2 separate regions of the Homo sapiens genome follow, and region 2 is linked to region 1. The links are chromatin contacts, found by Hi-C in ENCODE. All regions are on one chromosome and are shown on one strand. The core of a region is the stretch at or near the end of the contact, and the rest is flanking DNA. Distances in the headings are between cores, read along the strand shown. Region 1 holds the start of PPP2R3A (protein phosphatase 2 regulatory subunit B''alpha). Region 2 holds the start of NPHP3-ACAD11 (NPHP3-ACAD11 readthrough (NMD candidate)).

Region 1 (3,382 bases), core at 488-2,987:
ATTTGTATTCCTACCACCTAGTACAGTCTGAGTACTCAATACATTGTGGTGAATTGGCAACTCTCTAGCCCCAATTCACCATGGTCCTCATGACAGAGAGACTAACTCTATTGTATTGAATCAAATTTCCAGTCACGTATTGTGTCCTTTATACATTCAAGTTATAATGTGTATAAATGCATGGCAAAAGGGCCAAAGGAGCCCTAATGTAAAAACATTGGCAATAAAACTGTTGAGACAAACCAAGAATCCAGGTTGCCAGGGTCAGCAGTTTTAACATTGTTTTATGGTACATTGTGTACTTTTCCTTCTTACTGATATGCATTGCACTGTGACCTTTGCAGAGTCCTATCCTGCCCTGCATTTTTCACAGAGTTGCTCTCAGTCTCAAATAAGATACCATATGCATGTGAAAGGGCTTTTGAAATGGAAAAGCAGTAGAAAGTTGAAAGTAAAATGGTCTCTTTCTCTCTAGGGCATCAAGGCATCTCACAGAGCACACTTTAGCTACTGGGAGGATTGACCTTGGGTGAAATTTCAGTATGTAAAGCTTGTTTGGGGTTATCTTACATAATTTTTTCTTTCCTTGTGCTATACACACACACACACATATATGTGCATATATGTACAATGCACATATATACACACACACATATGGCACCTAGTATATGCTTGGTGCTATGCTAGGTGCTGGGGAGACAGTGAGAACAACCCAGGTGCCCAGGACCTGTCCTCACAGCCCACCTAATCCTTTTAAGTCTTTACATACCTCCCATCCCCCACCCCCATGCTCCTTACTCATGGTATTCAACCCAACTGATTGACTTATTTATTGTTATTTATATGCTTATATATTTATAGATTTATCATTTTATCAAGATTTTTACGAAGATACTCAATTGGAGGTTCCTAATTCTGGAGAAATTTCCATTTTACAAATATATTCTTGGAGAGGGCATGATTATGGACCTGTCACATTTGAGTACTGTGGCAGTTAGAAGGAGGGCAATTTTGGGAGGCCCTTCCAGGCTATGTCCTTCCAGCTATTAATGAGGTTCTGTTTCAGAGCAGACCATATTACACGGTGTTATTAATAAATCTGGCGAGTGGTTATAAGGGTGTGTGTATCGGAATAATCCATTAAGCTGTACATTGGTTTTATATGGCTGTCTATATTTGTGTTTTATTTAACAGTAACAGTTAACAATAACAGTTAAAAATAAGTATCACTTCTTTTAAAATTCACACAACTTCTTGGGCTGAGTGAAATGTGGCGCAGGTGCAGGACTGTGGGAAGACAGGAGCGCCAGGGAATGTCTGGCCAGCAGCGCGCTGCCCTCAAGGGGCCTCCTTGAAGGCCCCTTGAAGAGGGCAACACAACTAATGACGATAACAATAACAACGATGACAATATTGACGATGACAATAACAGTAATAAATCCGAGCAAGAGACTCGAATCTGTCAAACAGCAGCGACCACCACGAATCGCATCCCCGCGGCGCCGCCATACAGGAGACTGCCCTCGCCGAGGCCACAGCGGCTCTCGCGGCGCCCCTGGAGGCCCCCTTCCTGCCTTGGCCAGAGGGGCGGGGCGTAGGCTGGGGGCGGGGCCGGAGAGTGGGCGGGGCCTGGCGCGTGGGCGGGGCTCCGGGCGGGCCGGCCGCCGAGGGTGGGGCCGAGGAGGAGGAGGAGGAGGAGGAGAAGGAGGTAGGGGCCTGCGGGTGGCTGGGCGGGGCGCGCTCGGGCCTCCGCTCTTCACGCGCCGCATTCGTAGCCCGAGAGTCCGCGCCGCGGGGAGGCTTGGAGGCAAGCGCTGCCCGCGAGCTGAGCCGCCGGAGGAGGAGCCGCGGGCAACGAGGTAGGCAAAGGAACACTGGCCGCACGGCCTGGAGCCTTCAGCTCCCTCGTCCCGGCCCGAGGGGGTGGCGAGGCTCGGGGCGGCGCGCGGAGGCCGGGGCGGGCGGGGCCGGGACCTGGGGGCGGGGACCGGCCTGGCCAGAGGGGCCACACGGAGCTGATTGGGCTGTGGAAGTCGGAATTCCAGTCGGTGCGGTGCGGTGCGGTGCGTTGCCTCGGCGCGGCCGGCCGGTCCCGGGACACGGCACCAGGGAGGTGTGGAAATTGCCTGCCCCAGGGGCGCCCGCGGAGGAGGGTAGGCGGGGGCGGCCTGGGCCCTCCCACTTTTCAGGGCTCCTGGGCCAGTTCGCCCGCACAGCCCTCGGGAACTTGTTAACAGGAAAGCCTGGCAGAGAAACAAATGCCAGCGTTTTGGAAGAACTGAGAGTCACGTCGTTAGGCGCTGAGGCTTTCTTTTCCTTCCCCGCCCCCTGCCCAACCTCGGCCCGACTTGGCCAAAGAAGGATGTGTCACCAGCTCCGGGCCGCGGACGGGATTCCCGGCCCGCCAGGAGCCGGGGTACCTGAAACAAAGGTAAACGGAGGCCGGGCGGCCCCTGGTCCTGCACCGCGGCCGCGCTGGAGCGCCTCGGTGGGTCTCTCCCGCGCCGACCTGGCCGCCGCCGCCGCGGAGGGGCGTTCTCCTGGGGGACCTCTCGATGGAAACCAGCTGGCCGGGCTTGGAGTTGATGTTGCATCCGAACTCTGTTGTGCTCCCGTTATTCCCAGTCCTCCCACTCTGGTAAAGCTTAAGGAAATTTTATCCAGTCTTGGTGGTCAGCAAATGTAGGGGAAGACAAATTATTGTTTGTAAATTATAAGGTATTTTCTAATTAGGAAATGGCCTGAAAACATTAAATTCTTAACACGTAAGCAAAAAAAGAGTAATTCCTTCCAACATCTGAGGAAGTATTCCTCCTCAAATCTTCATTTATGTACAAAACATCCCCCACACCTTTGGTGCCAGGCATTTTTCTTTGTTCTTCCTTAGTCTCAGGCCTTAGTTTCTTGTAAACAGAACCCAGCGCCTAGACCCTAAGAATTGCCATACTAGGTCAGAGCATGGGCGTCCAGTTCAGTAGGCAGCCGGCTTGTGTTGTAGTAAAACTGTTGTTTTTTTTTCTTGGTGGTATGTTAAAAATTATCTCAGTTTCTTTCAGTAGTCCATGAAAGCCTTTTAAAAATTTTCTAAGCCACTGCTAATTTACACACACAATTTATTTACATTTATTGCATCCAAATGGCCCTTTTATCACCTCTGGCAGAAGAACTTAATGGCATGAGATACTTGTGGAAAAAAACTTAGATCTTTTATACAATCTAGGAGCTCAGAAATCTAGGAGATTTCTAGGAGAACGGGGAAACAGATCAAAAAGGTTTTTAAAAAACAAAGCTTTGGGAAAGTGTTACTGGGGCCAATCTGGCTGTTGAGTTCAAAAATAGCTTTATGCACTGACAACCTGAACATTGAGCAGTTAAAGATTTA
Region 2 (3,382 bases), core at 422-2,921, 3.2 Mb before region 1:
CTCTTAGGCTGCCTATAAGTCTCTCCCACAGTAAAGAGTACACAAACGACACAACAACGACCAGAGGGGCCCCAAACTGAGGGCAAAAAGTTTTAGAGATTCGTTCACAGAAAAGCAACCTCTTGCTTTATACTATTTTTTTTTTTTTGATACGGAGTCTCGCTCTGTCACCCAAGCTGGAGTGCAATGGTGCAATCTCGGCTCACTGCAACCTCCGCCTCCCGGGTTCAAGCAATTCTCTTGCCTCAGCCTCCTGAGTAGCTGGGATTACAGGCGCGTGCCACCATGCCCGGCTAATTTTTGTATTTTTAGTAGAGACGGGGTTTCACCATGTTGGCCAGGCTGATCTCGAACTCCTGACCTCAGGTGATCCGTCCGCCTAGGCCTCGAAAAGTGTTGGGATTACAGGCGTGAGCCACCACGCCCGGCTGCTTTACATACTATTTTATTGAATTATAATGGACCTGCTACATGGAGGGCATGCAATAATTGCTTTTAGCGTAAATTAATCAAATGGACTAGGGAAATTTGACTACATCTAGAGAAGGTTTTCAACCATGGTGAGATCAGGAGGCTTCCAGAAATTTTCATGTCAAGACCATTAAAATGCAAGAGCGATGAAACTTTACAAAGAAACCGACACTTGAGCCCCACTTTGGAGACCCACTTAAAATTTTTATGGTGGGGAGGGGGGTGAAACTCCTAGGAAGAGTTTGCTGAGTTGCTTCAACAGATGTCACCAGCCTTCTGAGGGGGTGGGCGCGGGGGCGGCAGTGGAGCTGGAGATTGGCATTTGCCTCCTCAGGACACTTTCCGGCTAATTTCTTCTAGGTGCCTCAATGAATAAACCAGAAATAGAAAAGCGGGGACCAGGCGCGGTGGCTCACTCCTGTAATCCCAGAACTTTAGGAGGCCGAGGCGGGAGGATCATTGAGCCCAGGAGTTCCAGGTTGCAGTGAGCCGCGATCGTGCCACCGCAGCGAGACCCTGTCTCCAAAAAAAGAGACAGAAAAAGGGGAGGGTTAAGGAATCATTTCAGACTCGAAGAGAATATGGCCTCTCAAATTAAAATGGGCAGTTTCCGCCGAACTTTCAAAGCCGCTTGGTTTGGAGAGGGAGCAGGACGGCCGTGCTTCCCAAGGGTCTCCCGGCGTCGCGGCCCAGCCCGGCGTTACCTGCAGTTCGGCCCGCAGCCGCTTGTTCTCCGTGTCCAGCTTGGCCTCGCGGCGGCCCATGGACAACAACTCCTGGTTCTTGCTGACGCGAAAGATCTCGTACTCCTTCCTGAGCCGCTCGTACTCGGCCGCCGCGTACTCCAGCTCTGGCACCGACGAGCCAGTGGACTTGAAGCTGGCCCCCAGCAGCCCGCCCGCGCCCACCCCGCGGGGCAGCGACCCGGGCCCGGCCCCTGCTGCCGCCCCCGCGCCTCGGCGGAACGAGTTGCGCAGCAGGCGGGCCTTGGGCTTCACCTCCACCGGGATCTCGCAGGCCTCGCCGCCGCCCGCCCCGTACGTGTCCTCGATCACTTCCCCGCCCGCGGGGCTCACGAGCGACGAGGCGGTCCCCATGGCGTCCGTTGCCGCTACTACCTAGTGAGTACCAGCAGGACTGGGCAGCGGAACGGAACGGGACGGGGTGGGGCAGAGGAACGGAACGGGACGGGGCGGGGCAGAGGAACGGAACGGGACGGGGCGGGCCAGCGGGATGGAGCGGGGCCGGAGAGCAGGACTGGGCGGAGCAGCGGGACGGGGCGGAGCAGCGGAACGGGGCGAGGCGGGGGAGCGGGATGGGGCGGGGAAACAGGAGGGGCGGGGCAGCAGAACTGGGCGGGGCGGGGGTGCAGGACGGGGCGGGGGAGCAGGACGGGGCGGGGCAGCGGAACGGGGCGGGGCGGGGCCGGAGAGCCGGACGAGGCGAGGCAGCGGAACGGGGCGGGGAGGGAGAGCGGAAGGGGGTGGGGCAACTGGAGGGGCGGGGCAGCGGAACGGGACGGGGCAGCGGAACTGGGGGGATGGGCGAGGGGGACGGGGCGGGGCAGCAGGGCTAGGCGGGACAACAAGAGGGGCCGGGCAAGTGGGGCGGGGCATGTGGGCGGGGCAGGGCAAACGGGGGTGGGTCGAGAAAGCACACAGGGCCAGGCGGGCTAGCAAGAAGGGCGGGGCTAGCAGGAAGGATGGGGGGAGTGGCGACTGTGCAGGACCAGCAGTGGACCGGACGCTGGTGGAGGGGTGCTCCGAACGCTGGTGGAGTGGTGCTCCGACATAGGGCTTCTCTCCGTTGTCTCCGCCCGGCTCGAGGCTCCCTGGCGGGCGTGCCTCACAGGGAGCACAGGCCTGGGTCCCAGCTGCTCTACAAACGCTGCAGCTATTTCTTTCGCTGCCGCCGTGCCTGACCGGAAACTCCTTTCTGGAAGCAGTTGGGAAATCTGAAAAATTTATGGAGTGCCTGCTATGTGCTTCCCGCGATATCTCTCTCTCAGTATGCATGTAGATAGAATGACCAGCAAGGAATAATGCCAGCAAAGAAAGAGCTTTTAGATTTTACAGTCTGAAACCACCAGGGACAATCCTTAGACAAGGTTAAGTTTTTTAACTCATTGCGGCATGGGACATTGGAGACCGCACACCAGTCTCTCCTTCATTCCCTCCATCAAAGTGGCTAGTCATCTCTTCTCTTACCCTTTAGATTTTCTTCAGGAAGTAGTCATACTAGGCCTTTGCATTCTTCAAAATCCAGAGTGTATATACTAATTTCTTCAGGTGGTCTCCTGAGATAAAGGGAAATATTTCCACCATCACAGTACCTTAAGAACTTTCTACCTTTTCAAATCCGTTCTGATTTCTAACTTCAAATTTTTGAATTCTCCATGTGGATCAGGGGTTTAAGGATCATCCACTAGGTTTCTGACTAAACCCTTTGAACATTTTTGCATCTTAGTACCTCCTTTGGAATGGGCCTCAGCTGAACACTTCCATAACTATGCTTGAGTAAGAAGATAAAATAGCCATCACCCATTCTCTCCAACAAATAACCAAACTCACTATGCTAACTTCCTACAGCTTGGGGAGTACATTCAGATTCTACAGTCTGGAACTGAGTGCTCTGAAGCATGCATCTCTCCTTTCCCCACGTCATTTCTATCCAGTGACATGCCTCTAATCCACATTTCTCCACCCTACTTGCGTACTGATCTTAGATTACTATTGGTCAATGCCAAAGTGACCAAATTTCTTAATCCTAAAAAATGACATTATTTCTTCCTGGCTAACACGGTGAAACCCCGTCTCTACTAAAAATACAAAAAAATTAGCCAGGCGTGGTGGCAGGCGCCTGTAGTCCCAGCTACTCGGGAGGCTGAGGCAGCAGAATGGCGTGAACCTGG

Evidence for each region. Hi-C counts contacts between places; a loop is a spot of excess contacts on that map. Pooled maps may share reads with other maps.
Region 2: a map of natural killer cell shows a loop between it and region 1 (12-fold over the local background). The contact joins the promoter of NPHP3-ACAD11 here to the promoter of PPP2R3A in region 1. A Hi-C loop is called at or near these places in 2 of 168 maps with a recorded cell type or tissue (naive thymus-derived CD4-positive, alpha-beta T cell and natural killer cell) and 7 of 50 pooled maps.

The regions. Positions count from the first base shown.
Region 1 is chr3:135,963,991-135,967,372 of GRCh38, forward strand. It overlaps PPP2R3A (protein phosphatase 2 regulatory subunit B''alpha), which reads left to right and starts at 1,738. Exons shown (of 14, transcript NM_002718.5): 1 at 1,738-1,859. RefSeq lists an enhancer at 1,312-2,130 and silencers at 1,575-1,804, 1,935-2,214.
Region 2 is chr3:132,720,788-132,724,169 of GRCh38, forward strand. NPHP3-ACAD11 (NPHP3-ACAD11 readthrough (NMD candidate)) reads right to left here and starts at 1,672. Exons shown (of 45, transcript NR_037804.1): 1 at 1,176-1,672. It overlaps NPHP3 (nephrocystin 3), which reads right to left and starts at 1,622. Exons shown (of 27, transcript NM_153240.5): 1 at 1,176-1,622. The coding sequence starts at 1,568. It overlaps NPHP3-AS1 (NPHP3 antisense RNA 1), which reads left to right and starts at 963. Exons shown (of 11, transcript NR_002811.2): 1 at 963-1,592. RefSeq lists silencers at 1,279-1,528, 1,629-2,138 and an enhancer at 2,379-2,568.